3 separate regions of the Mus musculus genome follow, and all the other regions are linked to region 1. A link is a loop called in an ENCODE intact Hi-C map of the cell type or tissue named here. Cell type or tissue: left cerebral cortex. All regions are shown on one strand.

Region 1 (8,000 bases):
GGTTAGAATGAGTGGAAAGATGCAAAACTCACTTAAAACCCAACTGTGCTGCTTGGAGCTCCTGTGCTTTGTGTCAAGGTAGAATCTCCAAGGGGTATCTCTAAAGCTACCCAGTCTGGTCCCCAGGTACAGCATATCTCTGCCTTACATAACAGCGAACCCTGGATAGCTGACATGGGGCCTCACAGAGCTCCAGGAAGCTATGCTTCTCTTGATAAAGCAAGCTGTGTGCAGGCCTGAGCTGGAGCACAAGTATGGACATGGGTTGACTCAGAAGAGTTTGTGGGAGACTTTTCAGTGGTGGAGATGCTTATTAACTTCAGGGAGTCGTAATCTGTTGGCAATGTGGGAAGAAAGCATTTGCTGCAGCCATACTATGTGGCGGGTCCCATAGTATGACCCACCAGCAGCCCCAGTCACTTAATTTTGTCTCCTTGAGTAGCTCCTCTCCCTGCTATTGGCTCAGTGCAATCACACTATGAGACATCCCACGCTGTGATACCATGGTGCCACAGCAGCCTTTGGCAATGACATACGGAACCAAGGTACAACTTCTAGCCCTTAGCACCTGGCACCGAAATAGGCTCTAGGGCAGGGGTGGCCTTTTGCTGGGGCCTCTGGAATTCCTGTAACACGTTGCATCTGTCAGCTGGCTGGCAAAAGGCTCTCTCATCAGTCCGTCCATATTTCCATGGGGCAGCATGCTCAGCACCATGCCAGATACATGCTCAGTATCATGCCAGCTATATGCTTAGCACCAGGCCAGCTACATGCTCAGCACCAGGCCAGCTACATGCTCAGCACCAGGCCAGCTACATGCTCAGCACCAGGCTAGTTACAAGGGCCCATTAACTGCTTCTCAGGGAATTGAAGGTAAATTGCATAGTAGGTAGGGGTGATTGTAAGTGCCAAATACAAAGATTCTCTGAGTGACATGTATGAGCGTGGAGGGATGCTGGGATTCAGAAGTGTTGCCTGTGCTGGTAGGTGAGAAGCTCAGCACTGCCCAGGAAGATCCATCTCCAGGCAGATCCTTTCCTATACTCTAAGCTTGAGCTACAAAGGAAGAGCGCCATGCTCTGGATCCCTGAGCCAAAGTCACATTATGTCCATGCAGAAACACGTTTCATATCACAGCTTGCCACCGGCCAGTCTCAAGCTCTATCCTTCCAGTTCTCATTGCAGCCCAGCTCTAAGATCACAGAGCTGGGAGAAAACGTTCCCCATCCAAGGTGCTGAACCACCGAGAGCCCATGGAACCTTCCATATTTGTTCTAGGATCTGTCCTGTGACTGCCTGAAGTCCTTTGCACCAACTTTGCATGAATTCACTTTGTGGCTGATTTGAGAACTTACAGTCAGAACTCACAGATGAATTCCACCAGCCTCTTGGTGCCTGAACACTTGGGACTGCTCTTCTTCACCCACATTCTTCCCACTTCTGTCCAAAGTCAGCTCTTCCAAGGAGAGTAGGCAAGGATGCAACTCTGGAAGCTTCTGGATGCGGCAGGAAGATAGCACTGGGTGCTGGATTACAAACTCACACTGGGTCTCTAGATTTTCCTGAATGTCACAGCTCAGAGTGCCACAGAGGCAAAGTAGATTGGACTTGTGTGTGCTCACCAGGCTGGAACAGGCAGAGCTCTGAGACAAGAGGAGGCAGAACCCTGAAACAGATGCCACGGGGCAGTGTATCTTCAAGCAAATGACAAATGAAAGTGGATGAGGCCCACTGTGTGAGTTTCATTGTTTCCATTCACAGGAGACATTGGTGAGGCCACAGTCTCAGAAAGCAGATCTGTGGGTGCTGGCTTCAAAGGGACTGGATCTGATATAGATGAGGTCACGGGGGCATTTTGGGACAACAAATGCTATCATCCGTCTCCATCATGGTGGTTGCCAACCCAATTACAGTTGTCAAAAATGCATCCAACAATGATGGGTAAGATGGTTTGGTCCCTGCAAATTGTCCTATGACTTTCATTTGTATATCATGGCCCACCCCCATGAGTTAGTTGAAAATGTAATATATTTTAAATGCATCTAATTGGCTATTTTATCACAGATCAATTATACTTCACTAAAGCTGTCTAAAACATACATCAGAATCCAGGGATTGTCCTCGGCTGAGCGCATCAACCATCTCCCTGCTCCATGCATGAGCCATGTGTCTGGAAGAGAATCCTTCTGACAGAGGAGTGGACAGGGACCTGAGCCAGGGGACTAACACATTTCTCATCTTGTGTCAGAATAAGAAGCTGTGTGGGGCTTCTTGACTTGAGTAAAGAGAAAAGATTAAAAACCATCTACTGGGCATCTGGGGAGACTATTTGTAAGGCAGGAAAGGCCACAGTATCCCATGCTTTGAAGCAATAGCCTCGCGAACATATTCACAAACACGGCCAGAAGAGGTTGGCTGCCTGCGCGGCCCAAAGAAGGCGCAGGGACAGAGTTAGTAATGTGGGAGCCAAGACACAGTGCGATGAGAAACAGCAGCTTAATAAAAGCTAGGCTGTTATCAAGTTATGAAGGCAAAGAGCAGGAACTGGGGGAGATGAAGAAAGAGTAAGGAAATTAAAGCTACAAAAGCAGAGTTAAAATCCACACTGGGGGCAACAGAGCAGAACCAGTGGCCATATCAGCCTGACTCGCTCAGCTCTTCGAAAATAATGAGGGAAGGGCCGGAAACAGTGGAGGTGGGGCAGTCAGAACTGTGTAGACGAGGACAAGACGCAGCCCAAGAACCAACCACGAGGTCAGAAGAATGGGGGCAGTGGTAGGATGCTTGCTTGCCCTTCGGCATAGTTTCCACCCAATGACACCTGGCTTGCACAGCAAATTGCAGAAGGAACACTGTACAGATGGACCCCGTAGAGCATCGTCTGACGTAGAACTTAAGGGTATTGATGTGACGAGCCAATGGGAAGGCAAGGTGTGATGGTTTATCCCTCCCATCACAGTACACTAAATAAGAACTGCAGTGATCAGGATAAACAAGTGTTCTAGGTGGAACCACCTGGCTCCGAAGGACTGAAAGAGGGGGCCATGCTCCACTCCCGTGTGCCCAGAGTCACCTTGCCCCTCCGAGTTCCAGCTTGGGAAGCAGCTGCTAGAAGGAACACTGTTGGCAGTGATATTCACATCCAAAGACCACGGATCCTGGAAGAAGTCCCCATCACAGGCCCCACTGGGAACCAGCAGTTTTCCTTCCAATGAAGCACTAGACCAGGACTCTCCTGGGAGCAGCCAGGGCAAGCATCTGGAAGTTCCCTGGTAAAGGCCCCTGGCTCAGTACACAGCCTGCTTGGGTCTCCCGGTGACATGTGTGAGTGAGGGGGAACTACTGCTCCTCCTAACTGACCTTGCTGGTTGAGCCCACCCTACATGGAGGTCCCTCCCATGTGCTACTAGGGAACATCACAAGCACTATTGGCCACTGACACCAACATGCTTGCAGGACAGAGATTCGGGTGTTGGAGAGCTAGCTCCTGGAGTGGGACCCCTGGCACCTGCCTTCACGCCTTCCCCCTGCCCACGGTGAAGCTGATGGCAAGCCGATCAAGCTGCCCACCCCCACCCGAGGGCTTGATGGGAAGTCAGAGCACTACACTGTGGGTCTTCTTCAGCACCCACTCATGTTACCAACTCTTTTTTTTGTTGTTGTTGTTATTGTTGTTGTTGTTCTTAATAGTTTTAAATTTTAACTTATAATATTGTATTTTGGCTTACATGAAACACTGGTAATGAGCCCTCCCCACTCCCACCCCACACACGATGACTCTGAAAAACTCCCCTAAAGAAATCCTAAATTAGTCTTTAAAAAATACACAAAAATACACTGGGGCAGGGACACTGGCCCTTAAGGAGCAGTAATTACTGAGACTGAGGGGTGCCAGAGGCCCAGTGTGGTCTTTGTGCTCAGGGACTGACAGACTCAGGCTCATACATAATTCAGGAGCAGAGACAATACAAGGAGCAGAATTTAGAAAGAGCCAGAGTGGCTAAACACCCATGCCTGGGGTAAATAAAGAGTGCCCAGGAACCCTGTGATGATTTTTTGTACAATTTATGAAAAAAAATCATAGCGTTGAGGTACTAGGGTACCCTCCCTGTGTGTGGTGGGAACATCCCAGGTTTTCACTTTTCCCTAGGAAAGTGTGTAGCCCTCGTGGGCCCGCAGAAGAGCATATGGTACTGCAGGGACAGTGTGTCCCCCACCCCTTTCGTCCTCCTTCCTTTCTCTGTGCACCACAATGCAAAGCTTTGTCGAGCTAATACTTCAAGGATCAACATCGAAATTGGAACTTTCTCTTTCTATAGCCACATCCAATTAAAAGTATCTTAGACCTCCCAGCGGCTCCCCCTCCAGGGCGGCCTGGCTGTCAGAGCCCTGGAACTATACATACATTTTAAATCAACCTGCGGGTCTCCAACCCATACACAATATTATAAACAGCATTTTCGCAGCCCCTTTGTGTGTGCCGCTGTGAATCGGGACCGCTGAATCACATGGGTAAACCCTGCCTCCACCCACACATTCCCGGTTTATGGAGTCATTTCAGAGCAATCCAATTAGTCTCCTCCACCTGACCGTCTGTTGATTACATTTGGATTTTTCTTTGCAGGCGATGTGGGGCGCTCACTCTATGCCGTACAGCTGCAGCTTCTCACCTTCTCAACCCCGCCGAGGAGGAGAATTCACTGCACAAACTCCTGTGCGAATCGTGTGTAAGGAAAACAGTTTGTACAGACGCCTGCCTGAATGTACCAACCTCAGGAGAGTGCCCTGCACAAAGGCCTTTGTGGGCCTAGCTTAGGAGAATCAGACATATTAACCAATGCAAATAAAGGGAGAAGGACTAGAGATGGACTCCTCAGAGAAAGGAAACATGACAACTGTACGCAGGCCAGGAGTGTGGGACCACGGGCTCTGGTCTCTACACGTTTCTCAGCTCATGCTCTGTGAACATTGCTGTGACAGTGACAACCAAGATTTCCACCCCCCTATAAAATTAAATGTCACTCTTGATAGCATAAAATCTGAAACATCATCCTGCCAAGTCCACACCAATACTTGCACAGAAAATTAAACCCTCTCTGTTTATTGAGAGGGTAATGTAGCCTTCAGATGTGTGAGAACCCCTGCTAAGTGAGAAATTAAAAAAGCACCACTGTACGGTCTAATGGTATGTATGAAATAAGAAAGGTAACTTAATTGGTAATCAGAAGAAATCATAAAACTAATCATGCAATTAATGTCTTCAAAAGCAAGCACACGAGGTGTGTATAATTACAAGGAAACAGCGCAATGGTGGCCACTAGGGCCTTGCACGGCTTCCTTGGATGGCCTTCAGCGCCTGCATATGGACTCCCTGGCTTGGTGTCTTTGCCACCTTCTCTAGCACATGGGCCACACCGAACTCCCCTCATGCAAAGGGATCCTAGCATGCCTCTCTCTAAGCTCTGTTCTTCCTTGTCACTGGCTATGGGTCCCTTGGGAGGTATGGCCATGCGTGTATATGTGACAGTTGGGGATTGCTCACTGAGGTGGCTGTGGGAACAACTAATGAACACATATTTACATCTGCAATACCCTGGTTTTCTTTGGAAAGCTACACTGAATAATAAGCAGTTGTTGCTTAACACACACAGTTTGAAGGCTGTTGCAGGGAGGTTAACTTGTTGATAAGTAGGGCCTGTGATGAAGAACCACCAGGTGTTTTTTTCTAGGTCCTATGTCTCTGCACCAGGAGTCCCCCACACAGGTCACCACAGTCCTCTTTTATCCTGGTGACTATATCCTATGTCTCTGCACCAGGAGTCCCCCATGCAGGTCATCACAGTCCTCAGAGAACTAATTGTTCACAAACAAGAAATTACAGAGGAAGAATTCCATTGCTGCTTGTCTTATGCTGATTTGGTCTTGGGGGTAATCACAGTGCCCTGTAGGTTCACACCAACATTGCCTGTTAAGGATGTGCACTAATCTCTCTGCAGAGCTGCATGAGGCTCCCTGGACCTAGCCTGCCACCATTAGGTAGAGGAGAAATGGCCAGTGGGAGAAGCAGTAATAGCTAGGCTGGAGTTAGAGGGAGAGATAAGATGCTAGGAAGAGGAATGGTGTGAGTAGGAGGCCCATTAACAGCAGAGCAAGATATCAAGGGAAGGGCTGAGCATGGTGGTAAGGGGAGCCTAAGGGGAAGAGCTTGGAATCCCATGGATAAAGAAGGTGTGCTATGTGAAATGAATACATTATGGTTAGTCTTGCCCTGCTGTGAGTGTATTCACTTTTAATTTGACCTCAGTGCCCAAGGACTTGCAGTTTGCACCCTGCAGGGGAATGCTGTCCTTGGCATGGGTGGTGCGCTGAGGACTTGTGGCGGTCCCATCAGGACCCTGACACATGGTGGAGGGTTGTTCTGTGAGGACCCACCTGGCCGATGTCTTCTTTCTCTTCTAAGGTCTGTTTTCAACAAGCAGACGAGTCACAGATATGAGACAGGCACATAATTCTATCTTCTCCATACAAGGGGGAGAGAATCATCTCTTTGCTCCTGGCAGTGGACATTTCACGTAAAGCAAAGGGCTTACTGCTTTAGAGAACGTACAACGTACGTGGCTAGCAAGAGAAGATGCAGAAAAGGCCCTCCTTTAGCTATCCTCTGCAAACCATAGTCTGAGAGCACTCCCTTGTTCTTACGTCATTTTGAGGTAGCACATGAGGTGATTTACCCTTTTGTGGGTCCTTTGATCAGCCCCCCAACTGTCCAATTATCTTCACGTGTCAGATTTCTCATGCTGAATTACACAGCTTTAAGCCTCTCATGTTGATCATGGCTCAGACCAGGAGTCACCAGAACATTTTGAGAAGCCACAGTACAGAGGATCCCCACCCCCCAAAGCTGGGCCATTACATATCCCAAGGATCCCACCTGCTCTGCTAGGAAGGGGGGCTTTGGAAGACAGCTAGGGTAACAAACGGGTCACTAGGGAAAAGGAATGTTTTCGAAGTTCATGCTGAAAAAAGAAGGTAAAGTGGGCTTGGCTTCCATGGCACATGTAGATCAATGCCAAGTATATTAAAGTTTGGATATGGAAAAAATCACAAGTTTTCAAAGAAAGTATTAACATGCCTTTGTGCAGCCAGTGAGGTGGCTCAGTGGGTGAAGGCACTTGCCACCAATCTTGATGATCTGAGTTTGATCCCTGAGATCCACATATCTGGAGAGAACAGATTTCCACAAGTTGTCCCCTGGTCTCCACATCTGTGCACACACGCAGATGCTAAATATAAATTAGTGTAGTTCTTAAAAAATATTTCTTAACCCACATGAGGAAAGCATTTCTTTAAACCCTTCCCTTAGAAAATTCAAACTACCCAGGGAAGATATAGAAAGTACAAATGACATTCGATGAGATCTGAATGGACTGTGTGGATGAGCTTTGGGACTGCAGGAAGGCACTCCACAGGGACACTTATGGTGTTCTTGTATAGAACACTCTTATCCCCCACTTCCCCGTCCCATATAGCAAGGCAAAGCTTAGGAGAAGGCATCAGTACTATCCGAGAGCTCAGGAGGTAGATATCTTTCACTCAACTCTTTAGAAGCTTTCTGAGGTACAGGCCACACCCACCCAAGGCAACAACCACAGGCCACACCCACCCAAGGCAACAACCAGACAGAAGGCCACTGCCAAGCACCAGGGTCTTTATTCTTCAATTGAGAATCTACCCAACTTTTCTCTGACAGGTTGAGAGCTAAGAAGGTGCAATGTGAGATTGTCAGGAGGCCCGTGAAGAGGTGGTTCGAAGCCTTTCGCCAGCAGCTAAGGAGCACTCTGCCATTGTTGATTGGTGATATGGGAGGCAGGGTGGCCACAACAGATATGGCCTTCTTATCAGGATTCAGTTTGATCCAATGGCAGCCATATTGAACTATCACCTCCATGACTCCCTAAGTTACCCTGGTTGGCTTTTAGTGCCATATTTCCCCCTATACT
Region 2 (8,000 bases), 72 kb before region 1:
CCATTTTAATAAGTATTTAGTTCCCAAACTAAACATGATATATTATTGGTGAGTTTACTTTCCATGGATCACATTTTCTTACATAATTAATCTATAGTAAATTAAAAAGCATACATCACATGTTAAACTGAAAAGAGTCAATATTTGACTTTACATTAGCAATATTTTAAAGATCATGCTAAATGAATTTTGTAATTTAAAAATATGGTGCTGATCTGAAATTCACTTAAATTTTACTTGAAAATGACCATTTCCCCCATATACTATAAAAAATCAACTGACCTTAAAAAAAAATCCATGGGAAAAGGGCATTCTCTTCAATAAATGGTGCTAGGAAAACAAGTTCCTCACTCAGAAAAAGAATTCAGACCCTCATCTAATGCTACCTGCAAAAGCTAACTCAAAATAGAGCCACAATTGAGTGACAGAGAGAACACTATTGACTTCAGAGAAAATGCTGAAGTCTTCCCTGCATCAGATCTTGTAATGATTTCCTTGATACGATACTGAAAACAGGTAAAGAAAGAAAAATTAGATAAATTTGGTTCCATCAAACTTAAAAAACAAACAAACAAAACCTTTCATGGACACTACCAAGGGACTATTATCTACAGTATACAGGGAGCTTTTAATACACACACACACATGCACACACACATACACACACATATGTACACACTTACACATGTATACACACACCTCAGTTCAAAGTGAACAAATGACTTGAAAGGCCATTGAGAGAGAGAGAGAGAGAGAGAGAGAGAGAGAGAGAGAGAGAGAGATATTGATTCATGCATGTCAGCAAGCACACAAAGAAGATGCCCAGCATTGATGATGTGGGAAACCAGTCAGGCAGCAGTGAGAACCCACTTGTTGGGGATGGCAACTGGGAAAATCAAAACAACATAACAAGTGCTGGCAGAGAGGTGGGGAATTGAGCCTTGGGTGCTGGTGGAAATGCATATGTCAGCCAGGGTCCTCAGGACAGTGTAGGTCACTAAAGGATGCAGTGATTGCTCTTCTGGAACTGAAAACAGGGACCCTCATAGATGTCAGTGCACATATGTCCAGAGAAGCACAGTTCCCAAAAGCTAAAGGGGGAAGCCAACCAAAGCTCCCACCTAAAAGGGGTGGACAAGCAATGTGTGGTCCATCTATATCCTAAAATGCTTATGCGTTTAAGGAAGGGGATTCTGGCATATTCTACAACAGGGTAGGCCTAGAAGATACTATGCCTGGACACTAAAGGATGGATACTGTACAACCCCACTTTCAGGGAGTTCCTAAGACTATCGCATTCAGAGAGAGAGAGAGAGAGAAAATGATGGGCACCAAGAGCTTGGAAGGGACTGGGGAAATAACTGTTTAATGGGAGAGCAACTGCTAAGTCCGTCCTCACAGAATTCCAGTTTGGGAAGTTAAGCAAGTTCTAGAGATGGACAGTAGGAATGGCCATATGACATCACATACTTAACGTGCTGTTAACGTGACAAGCTCGTAGTGGCTGGTGGTAAATTTTGTTGGGACTGTGAATTACTAAGAAAAGGGCTTGAGAGATGGGACGGTGTCTATGGTGAGCCAGTGTGAGCCTGTGGGTTGGGAGCTTGGCCCTGCCGATCTGGAGTCCTTGCTGCGGTGACGCTGACATTCATTCCCTTGGGCAGAAGTTCTTCCTCCCCTTTCACCAATGATAATGTCACAGCCCAGCACTAGCCTAGTGTCGCCCCCTTAGCTCACCCTGTGGACCCTGGATGGGCCCTCTCTATCCCTGGAGGATTACACGCACCCACAGGCATGCAGGGGACACCCTGTAGAGAGTGGGGCTGCTCAGCCTAGCGCTGGAATCCAGTGGTCCATATGCGGTGGTGTACCAAGATTTGCAGAAATGTCTCGACCTTCCTGAATTACTGCCTTGGCTCCCAGATGCTCGTGCAGGGAGGCTTCTGTGGCTGACGGGCAGAAGCCAGGGGGCCTTTGTTGAGAAGAAGCTGGCAGCTCTGGAGCTTCAGGATGATGGTGCTCCAAGCATCTGCTCCTTCTAGGCTTAGGGCTGAGGACAGAGGTGCTTGCATTCTTCAGGACGGAGGCACATGGTGCCTTTTGATTCAGAAGACAAAACAGCTTTAAAGTTCAAGACTCATTCAAATTGGATTTTAGAAACACAAAATCTCAAACATTTGTACCCAACTAAGGGATTATACTCTTATCCTCAGAAAGGCTTTTGAAGAGGTAGGAAAGAAAGGTAGCTCAAATTTTAAATTGGGTCCTCAAAACTTGCTTGTCTGAGGCTTTTTTCCTCGGCCTGTCTGCCTATTATCAAAAGGTAAAATGTCTCAGACTATTGAAAGAGGATTTGCATAAATTGCTTTCACCTGCTTCTTATATGAGGTTAATGAAATTGGAACAAATAGGGATGGATTTCCCACCCAGGCCAGCCTTGCACACTCTGGAACAGACCCTCAGATCCACTGAGTTCAGATTTGAGCCCTCAGCTCCCACCCAGAGGCCTTCCTGCCTGCCACGGAGGAGGGAGGGAGGCTCAGACAACAGTGTTCAGAAGAGGCTATTCGTAGATGGCACACTCTGCTGTTCCTGGCCTTGTGAATCCAGACGATGATACTGGGGCATAAGAGCCAATGGGCAAGATCAGGGAAACACCGAAAGTCATTAATGAGCCAACATTACTTTGGACAGAAACTGTGTTGTGTGTTACAGACTTTTGTATGCTATCTCTCTTTGATCTCCTTATGTAGAGAAAGAAGAGACTTACATCACAAGCTATCTCAGTAGTTGGCTAGGGGCTAGGGGAGGCCCAGTTAGACTTTGCTGTGGCCAGAACCCCTGGCCTTGAGGGGCTGTGCCCACTGTGTGGCTCAGTCTTGAACTATTTCTGTCCTTTGATGCCACACACAAAGCTCTGTTGGAATATGACTGCCTTGTTGTATCTGCCTCGTTCCCCATGTTTGTATCTCCCATGTGCTTCGACCACAGCCATGGGCATACAGCCGTGTTCCATGAATGCTTGTCTTAGGGAAGCACAACCCTCCTTCTGAAAACAAGAACTGCATACACCCTCGGCAGCAGATGTACTTTGTAAGCTTGGTAAGCATCCGGGTTTGTAAGAGACAGAAAGGGGGAAGCCAGCTTTCAACATCTCCCATCCCCAGAGATGTGCAAATATTTTAGCAACATCCCAATGACTAAACAGTGATTCAGCCAAGACGCCAGAATAAATAGAATTATCTATTCTTAACTATGCTCCCTTCTTACTAAGATATTATAGGCTATACTTATTCCTGGAACAATGCCCTTTCTCTGGGCTTTGAAATGATAATGTAAGCTATCTCCATGGCTGAAGCCCTAGGCCATGAGATCATACCCCCATGAATGAAGAATAAGGGCCAACAGGTTAGCCTTCAGAGGCCATCCAAACTAGGACCTGGTATTGGACCCCAGATTTGTTCCCATTCCCACCTTTCATGGTGTGGGTGTGAACAAACCTTGTTCAGCATCTGCTGCTTTAGCCTGCTGTGAAGAGTGGCCCTATGAAAGTGGAACCTATGACGTCGCAGGCAGCTCAGTGTTCAAGATGCACTGGGGCCTCCAGAGTGTCCACCACTGAGGCCCCCAGGGACTATTGACCCCACTCTACTGAGTACCAACAAGTCCATTTGCCTATGTTGCTTTAATGTGGTTCTAGTGGCCGCTATCTACCTTTCTTCTGGCCCTACTTCCCATGGCTTAGCTGGACCTAGATGGGCCGAGCAGTTCTCACTGACCTCCTTGACTAGAAAACCCATCACATTACACCTTGGAACTAAACTGGGACCACACTGGTAAATATGACAGATTTACCTATGCATTTGGAACCAGCTGAGTCTTATTGTGTGGTGGGCACACGGGTTACTGGAACCAGTGGCCTAACACGGGTATGATTTTCCCAGGGATCTGAATCTTATCTGGGTTCACACACAGTCTCTGGAGATCTGGATTTAAAAGTAAGGCTTCAAAACTCCCTCTCAGAAATGACTATGTCACGCAAGATTGAGAGAGCACTTCAAAGCAAACAGTAGAATAAAACTATATGGAAGAATATTTTAAAGTGTGAGGTGTTGAACAGTCCTAACATACTTTCAACTGAAGACCTGACCTAACTTTTGGACTGAATCCTCAACTCAGGTGTGTGTGTGTGTGTGTGTGAGAGAGAGAGAGAGAGAGAGAGAGAGAGAGAGAGAGAGAGAGAGAGAGAGAGAGAGATATGGAGAGAGAAAGGGACAGAGAGAGACAAAGAGAGAGAGAGAGAGAGAGAGAGAGAGAGAGAGAGAGAGAGAGAGAGAGAGAGAGGGTTAGTTAGTTAGTTAGTTAGTCAGTTAGTTAGTTTTAGGAATTTTTTTTTCCATGGGAGATGTACAGTGTTGTTGGCGGAAGAGCTTTTTTGCTCAACCTTCTTTGCTCACCTGCAAGCAACTGCAGGGTGTTCAATCAGTGCCTGGCTGTTCTCAGGGGCTGAGGGTACATTTGACAATGGACTACAGGACTCAGGCGCATGGATTCGCTTGTAATTTTGAAAGTGGGAGCGACAGCATGAGGCTATGTCTGGGGAAGTTCTCCTGCATCTCTCTAGTCCTCTCAGAGCTGAAGGTGATGGTGATGGTGTTCTAGCTTGTGGCTCACCAGATGGTTCTCCAAAGAGGAACTTAGGGCAGCTATTGTGGAATCCTGAGCAGTAAGCCATGGATGTAGTGCTGTGGGAATGGTCTGTATGTTCTAGTTCTGCCTGGGTGGGTCCCAGCTCTGCATTCCAGCATGTGTGAATGCTAGGTGTCTCTGGGAAATAACAGATCACAGACTGACACCTGCCGTGAAACACCTTCCTTGATGATTCCCTCCTTTCCCTTTCCTATCACTGCTCAGAGGAATGTGGCCCTCAGTGAGGTTGGAGAGTTCCAAGCTAAAGCTAGAAGGCCCCAGTTCTTGTTGAAAATACCTAGTGGGAGTTACAGGTTAAACCACTTCCTGTGTCCAATCTATATTTTGAAGCCACAACATACAAACTTATAAAGCCTTTAAAGGTTCAGTGAGGGAGAAATCTAAGCCATGATCATATATGAGAGATATTTTCATAATATATATATGAGATTCCAGTGATGCGTATACAGAGAGGGATTTGGGGGACACCACGAAGAGAAGGTGGTATTCAAAAACCAAAGCCTTGGAGTCAGCTGTGTGACACCGAATTAGGGATTCCAGGTTCAGTAGGTGTAAGCATGAAGTGTGTTGAATCCCTGTTAGAGGATTCCCATTCTATCTGGGTGATTTATTCCAAGTGCAAGGCAGAGATGGCTTGGAATATCGCATTGGTGGGGAAGATAATAGGGTATCTTTATCGGCTCCTGGGGCCTTGTTTATGCACAGGGTGTCCGTGCCTTACATGTGGCTCCATTCATTCCAGAGGAAGACAGAGCAGGACATACAATTGACCAGGGCTAGCTGGAAGCATTAGTTCTGCACCCAGGTGATAGCTTTCCTCTACAAATGTACCCCTCCTGTTCTGGTGTGATGACTTGACATTTGTAAAGGGTAGAATAAGTTTACTCCTGGCCAGTGCCCTTTGCAGAGGCTCCATGATGCTCCCAGGGCAGTGTGTTTCTTTGTAAGAGAAAACCCTAGTAGGGTCAACCCAGCATTATAGACAAACATGATCAGCCAAGTTCCTGGGTCAGCTGTATTTTATTTCATTTGTTCATTAAAAAGTTAATTTCGCAGTGTCTTATGAAGCCTTTGTACACATACTGGATTGTCCACTGACTTTACCTAAGCATATCTACTTCTCTAGATAGCCTGGCCAGATGCTTCTGTGGATGGGGCAAGAAGCCAGAGCTGTACTCTTGTAGCCAGGCAATGGTGTTACATGAGCTGTGTGTGTATGTGTGATCCATTAATAATATGAATGCCTTCTGTGGCACCTCAGGCACACTTGCTTCAGTACAGAGTTAGGGAGCCTGTATGTCCTTGGGCATGCTGGGCACATATGCCAATGGGACATGCAGACATGGTCCTTTGAAGTCCAGGTGGAATCTGGCTTTATGTGCTGTCCCAGAGATGTGGAAGGGGTAGCATTTCTGCTAATACCAGTTCTCTTATGTCTCTGTGTCTGAGCTGAGATTTAGGAACATATAGAATGTAAAAGTCAATATTGTCAACTTCACAGGACCTACAATCATATAGAAGACAAAGCTCTAGCATGTCTGTGAGGGATTATTTACATTAGATTAATTGGGGTTGGAAGACAAATCTTAATTGTGGGCAACACTATTTCACATGTTGGGGTCCTGACAGAATGAAAAGGAGAGAGAGAGCCTGGCAGCAGCATCCATCTCTTTCTGCTTCCTCACTGCTGATGCAATGTGAGTAGCTGCCTTGAGCTCCTGCTGTGTGGTTTCTGTCATGGCAGACTCTACCCTTGAACAATGAAGCAACCCCGCCCCCCCCCCCAAACCAAAGAAACCCCAAACCTCCCTCCCTCCCTTTCCCCTCCCCTCCCCCTCTTCCCTTCCCCCTTCCCCTCCTGTCTCCCCCTTCCCTTCCCTTCCCTTCCTCCCTTCCTTTCTCCCTTTCCCTCCCTCCCTCCCTCCCTCTCTTCCTTCCTTCCTTCCTTCCTTCCTTCCTTCCTTCCTTCCTTCCTTCCTTCCTTCTGCTTCATTTTTCTGATATATTGTCACAGCAACAATCTATGTGACTGACAAATACAGGTAGGAGTCAGTTCTTCCTTATCAGGGGCTCTGCATGGCTGCACAAGGGTGGGTCAGTCTGTGGGGGATACTGGAGCACTTCTGTGTCTTAGGTGTAAATAGGTAGAGTTTTCAGGGCAGAAGCGTCTGAATACTGCACCCCTTTTAGAATGTCTGCCTATAACCTGGCTGTGACTGCAGGATGTGGTGCCCTATCCTAAAGATGTCCTCACAACCTGGAAAACGAATTTAAGGCAAGTGTGGGGATTGACTCGGGAGGTCTACACAGGGGCACCCCCCAAACCTGCACCCCTGAAACACAGGGACACACACAGAACCTAGCTGCTGTAGCTCCTCCATGCCCTTCTTAGGGTTCTAAAGAGCCTTGATGTTCTGGTGACTAACATTCTTTTTAAACTTTTAGAATTATTACTCTGTGTGAATGGGTGTTTTACTGTATGTGTGCCTGATGTACCTCGTGCACGCCTGGTGTCTGCAGAGCTGAGAAGAGTATGTTAGATCCTCTGGAACTGGAATTCTAGACAGTTGTGAGTTGTCACTTGAGGGCTGACAGTCAGACTCTTTGGAAGAGTACCCAGTGTTCTTCACCACAGAGCCATCTCTCTAGCCCTGATGGAAGTTCTTCTGAACTTTATTTCAACACAAATGCTTTAAACTTTTAAACACTGTGGGGCTCTCTTGGTAGTATATCATTTAAAAAAAAATCTATTGGAACAAGGACCTCACAATCACCAGCTGAACTGACAGACTCTAGTTGTGCCCACCATGCTTCTTTCAGTCTCGGATGGTGCTTTGCTTCCTGGATCCCAGGAGGCCAACATTTAGGTGAGCTGTGCTTGAACACTACAGTTTTGGCATCAGAGTAGACAACAGGAGAGAAAGGAGAAGGAGCTCCAGGAAGGCGAGGGCACCACGGAGCTTTGCAGCAGGACTTCCAGGAAGTGGGCAGATGTGGGGTGCGGGATGAAGGATGTGCAGCCTGGGACTGAACAGACAGATGCCACAATGCTGTCAGCTTCAGGTCAGCAGCTCCTCCAGTCTATACCAAAACCACAGGGGACAAAAAACACAGAAGGAATGCTTCCAGTCTTGCCCCAGATTGTTTTGGGCCCTTTAATACCAGGCAGCTAATGCTTGAGATGCTCGCTTTTACATGCAACCATTGGGTGTCTGATCTCTGAGGCTTGGAAATGCCACAGAAGTTCTTGAGGGAGAAAGCACAGCTCTGCGCTGCTTCAGATACGGTTT
Region 3 (8,000 bases), 280 kb before region 1:
CTGTAATCCATACTTTGAGTTACTTTCTTGGGTTCTTTTACCTACCATCTTTCTCCACCCCAATCCCTTCCAATCTCCCAACACTAGTAGGAAAGCAAGAAGTTTAGAGGGAAAAGGGGATCCATCTCATTAGACTTCTTCCTGCTGATTAGGGGTGTTGAGTTTCTCAGGATATCCAAGCCTCTTTGCTCATCACCACCTGACTAACAGCAGCAACAGGGGAGCAGGGAGCAGCAGCCTCTGCCTTTCTCAGAGCTCTGACATATTTATACCGTCTGAAGAGTTCCCAGAATTCCAAATGTAAACTATCTTCAGCTGGCAAAAATCACACCCCTGACAGAGCATGAGACAAATCGTAGCTGCTGTGGACAATCTGAAGCGGCCCCATATCCCACACCTGGGATCAAAGCAAAAACATATTTTCATAATATATCTGGATTTTTAAAGAAACCAAAATTCTCAGCACAGTGAGAATTTCAATGCCAAGGCTCCTTCAGGAGTGCCAGAGCTACTAGGCTGCAGCAAGACCACCTGGTGCTCTTTTGCAAGGGTTGCTAAAGACTGCACTCTTCTTGTTTTTGAGCTAACAAAGGAAGTTGGGCTGGAGAGATCCACCTGGTGCTGCTCTTCCTGGCACTGTGGCTTGCCCCAGAACAGGTTGCACAGAACAATCTGTGTCCAGCTGTCAGTTAACTGCTGGAACATTGCCCAGCAGCCCAGAGCCACCTGTGTTCACTGCTCCTGGCATTTCGTTCTTCTGGCTCAGTCTTCCTGTCTTGAAAATGGACTGTTAGCAGCTTCCAGTATTTCTGCTGGTGGGCTGGTGTTTGGTTGAGGGAGAATGCTTTTCCTAGTAGCAGGGCTGAGAAACATAGTAACAGAGTGGTGTATGGGAAGGGCTTGATGGCAGCATCTCTAAGGTCCCCTGGGAACCTTCAGTGAACAATCACATCTTGAAGCAGCTGTGACTCAGGACATGGCTCCTCCTGTCTGCTCTCAGGGTTGTGAGCCAAGCTGGATCCACGCTTAGGGAAGCAGGTTCATGATATTGTGTGTGGATTAGAGAAAGCAGAGCTAGTCACCATGATAGGGCTCCTGGGACATCATAGCTGGAGATATCTCAGGGACAGGAATATTGGTGATGCTTTCCTTTTAGCTCTTTGAGCTAAAGCATAGTGTGTGTGTGTGTGTGTGTGTGTGTGTGTGTGTGTGTGTGTATGTGTGTGTGTTGTATGCATGTGTGTATAGTGTGTATGTCATATGCATGTGTGCATGTAGTGTATGTGTTATATGCATGTGTGTGTGTGTAGTGTGTGTCCATGTGTGTGCATGTAGTGTGTGTATTGTATGCATGTGTGTGGTGTGTATATGTGCATGTATGTTGTATGCATGTATGTGTAGTGTGTTTGCATGTGTATGTTGTATGCAGTGTGTGTGTGTGTGTGTGTGTGTGCGTGTGTGTAGTGTGTTTGTCTTATGCATGTGTGTGCAGCAGTGCTCACTTGGAGACCAGAGGTTGACTTCAAGGATCCTTCTCTATCATTCTCTACCTTGTATTTTGAGACAAGCCAGGTCTCTCACTGAACTCAGGGCTTGCTGTTCCAGCTCCAGTGGTTCCTAGCTCCCAGGATCCTTTGTTCCTCAGAACTGGAGTATGAGCTTGTGCCACAATGCTCTGCTTTTATGGGGGTCTGGGGATCTGAACTCCAATTCTCATGCGTGTATGGCAGGCACTTTACCCACTGCACAGTCCCCACCCCCAGGCTTTCCCCTTTGATTTTTGAGGCAGGGTCTCTGTCTTAGTTACTTCTCTGTTGCTGTGATGAAACACAACAACCAAAGGGAACTTGGGGGTGAAAGATTTGCTTCATTTTACACCTTACAGCCCATTATCCGGGGAAGTCAGGGCAGGAACTCCAGACAGGAACCTGGAGGCAGGAACCATGTAGAGACAATGCAGAGGCCACAGAGGAGCTTTGCTTACTGTTTTCTTCCTTATGGGTTACTTACTGGGCCTGATTTCCTAGAACACCCAGGACCACCAGCCCTGGGATGTGTGAGCTGGGCCCTCCCACATCAATCACTAATTAAGAAAATGACCCGCAGGCCTACCTGTCTCCAATCTTATGGACGCATTTTCTCAGCTGGGATTCTTTCCTGTTAGAGGACTCTAGCTTGTATCACGTTGACAAAAACTAGCTAGGGAGAGACTCATAATGAACCTAGACCGCAGTAGTTGGCTAGGCTGACCAGCTGGCCCCAGGAATCTTCCTGTCTCTGCGTCCAGTACTTGGATGGCAGGTGTGTACCGCCCTGCCTGACTTTTCATGTGGTGCTGAGGATTCTAACTTAGGCCCACATGACTGAGGAGCAACTCCCATCCTCCCAAAGTCTATTTCTATCCCAGCCTAGTCAACATTATCTTTGTATGGTAGGGGAAAAATCACTAAGTTTGCAACAATCAACAAATTCAATAAAATCCATGTTTGGAATCCCAGTGACTATGTTCACATATTGTCATTGTACCCAGGGAGGGTCTGACTCGGTCATTCTGCTCCAAGGCTCTGAGAATTGGTCTGAGCACCACTGAGCCTCCGACCACACAGACATTCATGAGCACTGCGGAACAAGAAGCCATCCCTAGAAGGAAGGCACAGCTGTGACATGCAAGGGCATGGTCACTAGGAAGTAATCGTCTCTGACTGCATTCTGCAAACGCACTGGGCCATGATTGACAGGAAAATAAGAAATAATAGAGAGTCTGAGAAGCAGAACGGACCCAGGCTTTTTGTTCAGGAGCCTCAGTGGGAGGAGGGAGACTCTGGCAAGCACTCTGTTTTCTGCTCTGAGGTCTGAGCTCTCTCCCTGAAAGGATCCTCTCCACAGTTTAATCCTGAATGCTAACACCAGGGTCCTGCAACCTTTCTAGCCTTCTTCTGCTAGATTGCTGCCCACATTGGCCAAGCAATGTGGGGCCCCAATTACCTTCCTCAGAGTTAGAATTCCACCTGGGAGCTCTTCCTGTGCACCATGAACTGAGTTGTTTTCTAGGGGGCTCAAGGTCTGGACATGGGCACTACTTTCTAACTCCAAATGTCTTGAAGATTTCTGTGGGGTGCCATGGGTCAATTGGCACTCATACATGCTTGGGCTTCTGGCAATGTACCTGACAATTCAACTTGTTAGGAGAGTCAGGAGACTCATGGGGGCAGGGATATAGTGTCTATGGGACCAGCACTGGTGACCTGAGGATTTGTGTGGTGGTGATGATGGCAGTGCTGGGGTGCCACAGCCAAGCTAGTGATGGAGGCCCCCAGGAATTGTTAGACATGCCTGCGCATGCCTTGACAGGCTCTTCTTATAGGTTCCAGAGATGGAAACCCCATCTGGAAGGTAAGAAAATCAGAGAACACAAACCTAGGTCTCCAGGGAGGCCACTCTGCTTCCTAACCTGCTTATATTTGGATTTTTCTAGAAAACATGAGTTCTTTACTGTTGCATTTATGTGCACCACAGCAAAGGCCAGGTATTTCCCAGGGGTTGAGCATCCCTTTATGAGAGCACAGATTCTGATTCCACAGGGATGATGCCGCTAGGATACTTTACTGATGCTCAGGGAAGCTGGTCACTTTCTAAGATCAGCAGGAGAATCCCTACATGGCAAGAGGGAGCTGGAACCTGACCTGGCTTTAGCAGGAAGCAAAGGGGAAGTGATCTAAGTCACTGAGTTGCCGGGGAGATTGGCTCACTGGTACAGCTGCTTCCGGTGGCTTCTAGGAGACTACTGCAGAGGGTGATCCTGCTGCTCAGCTCACAGGGGCCTGTGTGTGTGGCAGCTCCGTCTGGACCCTGTTGGCCCTTCTCATGGGAGGCTTGAGGACACAGCCAGCATGGGAGGACTCTAGGGCCCTCTCAGGGGAGAAGACCAAGGTGAGGAGGAGGTAGCTTTGATCTGCTGATTAAAAAGATTCATGCTCCCAGGAGCATCCTCTCAGGAGCAGCTTCCCCATGAGAGAAAGAGAGAGAGCTTAGATGAGAATTTTATTGTGACAAAGAGGAAACAGAAAGTCAAAATATTTGCTTGGAGAAAGTACTGGTGGTTTGCTTAATTACACTCGGTGAAGGTGGTCATTAATAATCCCACCGCTGCAGAGGTCCTGTGAATTGCGAGTGAGCAGCTGTGTATCACTGTAGAGTGAATCTGTCCTGTGCCAGGGCAAAGGGGCTTGGCTTTGCCTCACCTACCCATCCTGCCTGCTGGGCAGCTATGGGCAGCTGGTCTCCCCGAACTCCCACCCCACCCCATCTCTCTACTGAAGACACTGGTTTTTCTCTTGCCTACCTGCAAACGTAATTGCAAGCTTGCTCCCCCGCCAGGAGACTAATCTGTGAGGGACCTCCTCAGCAAGGAGCTGGCTGCAGGCTGGTCTACCTTCTGTGAACCACAGTGCATCTGTGTTTGGGACACTAGAGAGCACTGTGTGCTGCTCCCCAGGAGTGTGTAGAGTGCCCAGTGTGTCTGGCTTGTGTGCCTCTCATGCCCTGTGCTCCCAGAAACCAGGGTCAGTGGTAGCTTGGCATTGCTGACTCTGGGAGTCCTGTGGCCAATACAAAGGGTACATTAGTTCACACGTTTCATGGCAATTCAACACCTGTATTCCCGCTTCACAGATGAGAAGGCAGTTAGCCTGAAGGGCCCAGCCCAAGGTCAATGATGAGAGCCAGAAACCCTCTTCCCAGTGACTACATGTGAGCGTGTCTATAGGTGTGTGTGCGCACATGTGCACGCATGCATGTGTGTGTGTATATATATGTATACATATATATGTGTGTATATATATATATATATGTGTGTGTATATATATATATATATATATATATATATATATATATATATATGTTTACATGCTCATGTGTGTACCTGCTGGGCTGCATCCTGACTCCCTGCTCTGGTGCCTGGAGCACAGCCAGCATGCTGCTTGGGGGAGACAGAAGGAAATCCATAATGGGGGTCCACAGTCCGTGTTTTTCCCAAAGTGGGAAACAGCAGAGTCTGGGACGAATGCTGTGGTTCCTGGTCTCCTGTGTATCCAAGGGTAGGGAATGAGGTTGTGGGATGGAGGGGGGGGCATTACTGGCATACCACTGGAAGGCAGGAATGGGGGTCCCAGGTCTGTACTTCCCCTTTGGGCATCCACAGGGCAGCCAGGAAAGGAAAGATAGAGCCCAGGATGAAGCAAAGCCGGTTTGATTCCAAGTAAGAATTGAGAGTATGGAGGGGCTGAAAGAGAGAAGACCTCTAGGAGATACAACACCCCTCCCCCAACCCCGTGGTGATCCTTGGTGTAAAGACAGTCCTTGCTTCTTCAAGCGGCTTTATTTGATCGATGAAAATGCTTGTACTTTACTCACCGTGAGCCAGGGATTAAATACCTTTTGCGGGAAGGAATGCCCAAAGAAGAGAAGCTTATTGGCTGGATACTGGTCCTCTAGATACCTCATCAGCATGGAGAACGCCAGGGTTTTATGCTACCTGGCTGATTGTCATGGTCCTCAGTAGGGTGCCTTGGTTATTACCTCTGTTCCAGAGGAGGTAGAGGGAGGTAGGGAATGGCTCCACTCCTACTGCTCTCGATTCAGAGATACACAGGGCCTGAGCTCACTCGACCTTACCAGTTCTATTTGGTGACCACATGTACCTATAGATCTGTATACACGTGTGTATGGAGACCTGAGGTCAATGCTGAACGTCCTCCTCAATTGCTCTCTACTGCATGTACGTATGTATGTATGTATGTATGGTTTTATTTATTATTAGGACTACACGTTTTTACTTTATGTGTGTTTTGCCTATCTGAATGTACGCGTGTACCTTGCATGCCTGGTATCTATGGATGTCAGAAGAGGGTAGATCCTTAGAACTGGAGTATAGATAGGCCCTTTGTGGAGAGGAATGCGCGTATTCTGAGCTGCTGAGCTCTCTTCTGCTTCTTTATTCTTTGAGACAGGTTTGCTCACTAATGCTATAGCTCTCTGATTGGCTAGACTGGCTGACCAATGCTCTCTGATTGGCTAGACTGGCTGACCAATGCTCTCTGATTGGCTAGACTGGCTGACCAATGCTCTCCAGGAATCTGGAGCTTGTTGCTGCCTCTCAGTGTTGGGATTACAGGCATGTTCAGCCATGCCTAGTTTTTCTGTATGCGCTGGGAATCAAATCCAGATAATCCAGGTTTCTGTGGTAAATTCTTCACGGACTGAGCCTAATTATGGCCCATGGTGAATAATACTCTAACTGATATTAAAAACCCTACGAGTAATGGATTGATGTAATAGGGGTGTACTAAAGTTGCTTAGGAAATATTAAGTTACACAAAGAACTTAGCTAACGGAGCACCCCTGATTCCCTTATCAGTAAGAGTGTTTCTGCCAGGCAGAAAGGACGACTTTGGTTAACAGCTGCCTGGTAAAAACACCTGGACTGTTTCCTGACAATTATGAGAGTAGTTTTACATTGTAAATCTTTATCTGTCCAACCAGTCCTTGGCACTTCTGCCTCTGTGAAACATGTTTAATGGCTCAAACTGTACCTGGGGCTGTGAAACTATTTGTGCTGGTGGGGATTTCTATTGGGCGCTGGTTTCCCGGTATAGCCAGAACCAGGCTGGTGCTATTATTAATCTCTGAGCTACTATTAATGGTGGAGTGACTTCTCACTGGGAAGCCATGCTAATCCTATGACATCACTCCTGCTGCAGTCCTGTGTCCTAGTTGGGTTTGTGTGTGTGTGTGTGTGTGTGTGAACTTAATACCAGCTAGAGTCATGAGAAGAGGGAACCTTGATGGAGAAAATGCTCTCACCAGATTGACCTGTGGGTAAGTTTGGAGGGCATTTATGATTGAAGCTTAATGTAGGAGGGCCTAGCGCCCTGGGAGGAGGTGCTATCATCCACCGGCTGGTGGTCCTGAAGGTGTAAGAAAGCAGGCTGAGTAAGCCATGGTTTGCAAGCCAAGTTCCTCCATGGCCTCTCCTTCAGTTCCTGTTCCTAGGTTCCTGCCTTGAGCTCCTGCTCTGCTTTCCTTTGATGTTGGATTATGATGTGGAAGTGTAAGCAGAATAAATCCTTTCCTCCCCTATTTTGCTTTTGGCTATGGTGTTTTTTTTGTTTGTTTCTTCTTTTGTTGTTTTGTTTGTTTGTTTGTTTGTTCTTTATAGCAATAGAAACTTTAAATAAGACATCCTGTGAATTCTGAGTGAATGGCTCTATATCCTGCCCTTTGTATAGGTTCAGCCAGGCAGCATCCTCCCCAGCTTAGCAAAGACATTTAGAGTGTGAACTAGGGCTGGAGAGATGGACTGAGTGCTTAAGAACATTGGCTGCTGTTCCTGAGGACCCAGGTTCAATTCCCAGCGCCCACATTGTAGGTCATAACTTCCTGTAACTACAGTCCTAGGGTGTAGGAGGACTGGTGGTGGCTGCTTCTGCATGAATGCCTGTGTGTGTGTGTGTGTGTGTGTGTGTGTGCGCGCGCGTGTGCACAACCACAAAGGCAACTCCTGCAAGAGGACCTAATTGAAGACTGCCTGACTGCTGTTTGAAAGAGATGCTTTCTTGAGACCAATGAGGTGTGGGTAGAGGGTATTAAAGGAGCTTGCAGCAGCATTCTAATGAGCTTGCTGCAACATTCTCACCTATTCCCCGAGTCTGTGCTGTTGATTCTGCATCACCTCACCTCCAACCCCCAAGAGCAAGTAGAGTCGGGCAGAAGGCGGTCCAGGGCACAGGCAACATCCGGGGATCTGACCTTCATAGAGACCTGGCACACATGTGGTGCACATAGATACATATAGACAAAACACTTACACAATACGGTAATAAATAAATCTAGCATGTGAACTGGGTGAACTGGAAACCTGAGTTATAATTTCTGTTACCAATGAGAAAAATAATGTGAAGCTTGAGGTATGGAGATCATAGTGTTTTGTTAGGGTGGTAAGG

The links. A loop is a pair of places that touch in the nucleus more often than their neighbours do. Peaks named below come from ENCODE experiments on the same cell type or tissue, not always from the same donor. Only the 100,000 strongest peaks of a DNase experiment are listed, where the experiment ranks them.
Region 2: a loop joins it to region 1, with 2.0 times the contacts of the local background. A loop is called at or near these places in 3 of 42 quality-filtered maps.
Region 3: it touches region 1 in a loop (2.0-fold over the local background); 4 of 42 quality-filtered maps call a loop at or near these places.

What each region holds. Positions count from the first base shown.
Region 1 is chr12:117,050,570-117,058,569 of GRCm38, reverse strand. All of the region lies in intron 12 of Ptprn2 (protein tyrosine phosphatase, receptor type, N polypeptide 2), which reads right to left. Among named protein-coding and RNA genes, the nearest start is that of Gm10421, 97 kb to the left of the region's middle. In left cerebral cortex, CTCF peaks have their summits at 4,363 (motif pointing left) and 6,021; DNase peaks (open chromatin) are centred at 1,444, 3,986, 4,156 and 4,589; H3K4me3 peaks cover 925 bases; H3K27ac peaks cover 747 bases.
Region 2 is chr12:117,122,796-117,130,795 of GRCm38, reverse strand. All of the region lies in intron 12 of Ptprn2 (protein tyrosine phosphatase, receptor type, N polypeptide 2), which reads right to left. Among named protein-coding and RNA genes, the nearest start is that of Gm10421, 24 kb to the left of the region's middle. In left cerebral cortex, no CTCF peak of the experiment used is centred here; DNase peaks (open chromatin) are centred at 3,138 and 3,485; H3K27ac peaks cover 530 bases.
Region 3 is chr12:117,332,811-117,340,810 of GRCm38, reverse strand. It overlaps Gm5441 (predicted gene 5441), which reads left to right and starts at 3,799. Exons shown (of 3, transcript NR_044987.1): 1 at 3,799-3,930. In left cerebral cortex, no CTCF peak of the experiment used is centred here; no DNase peak of the experiment used is centred here.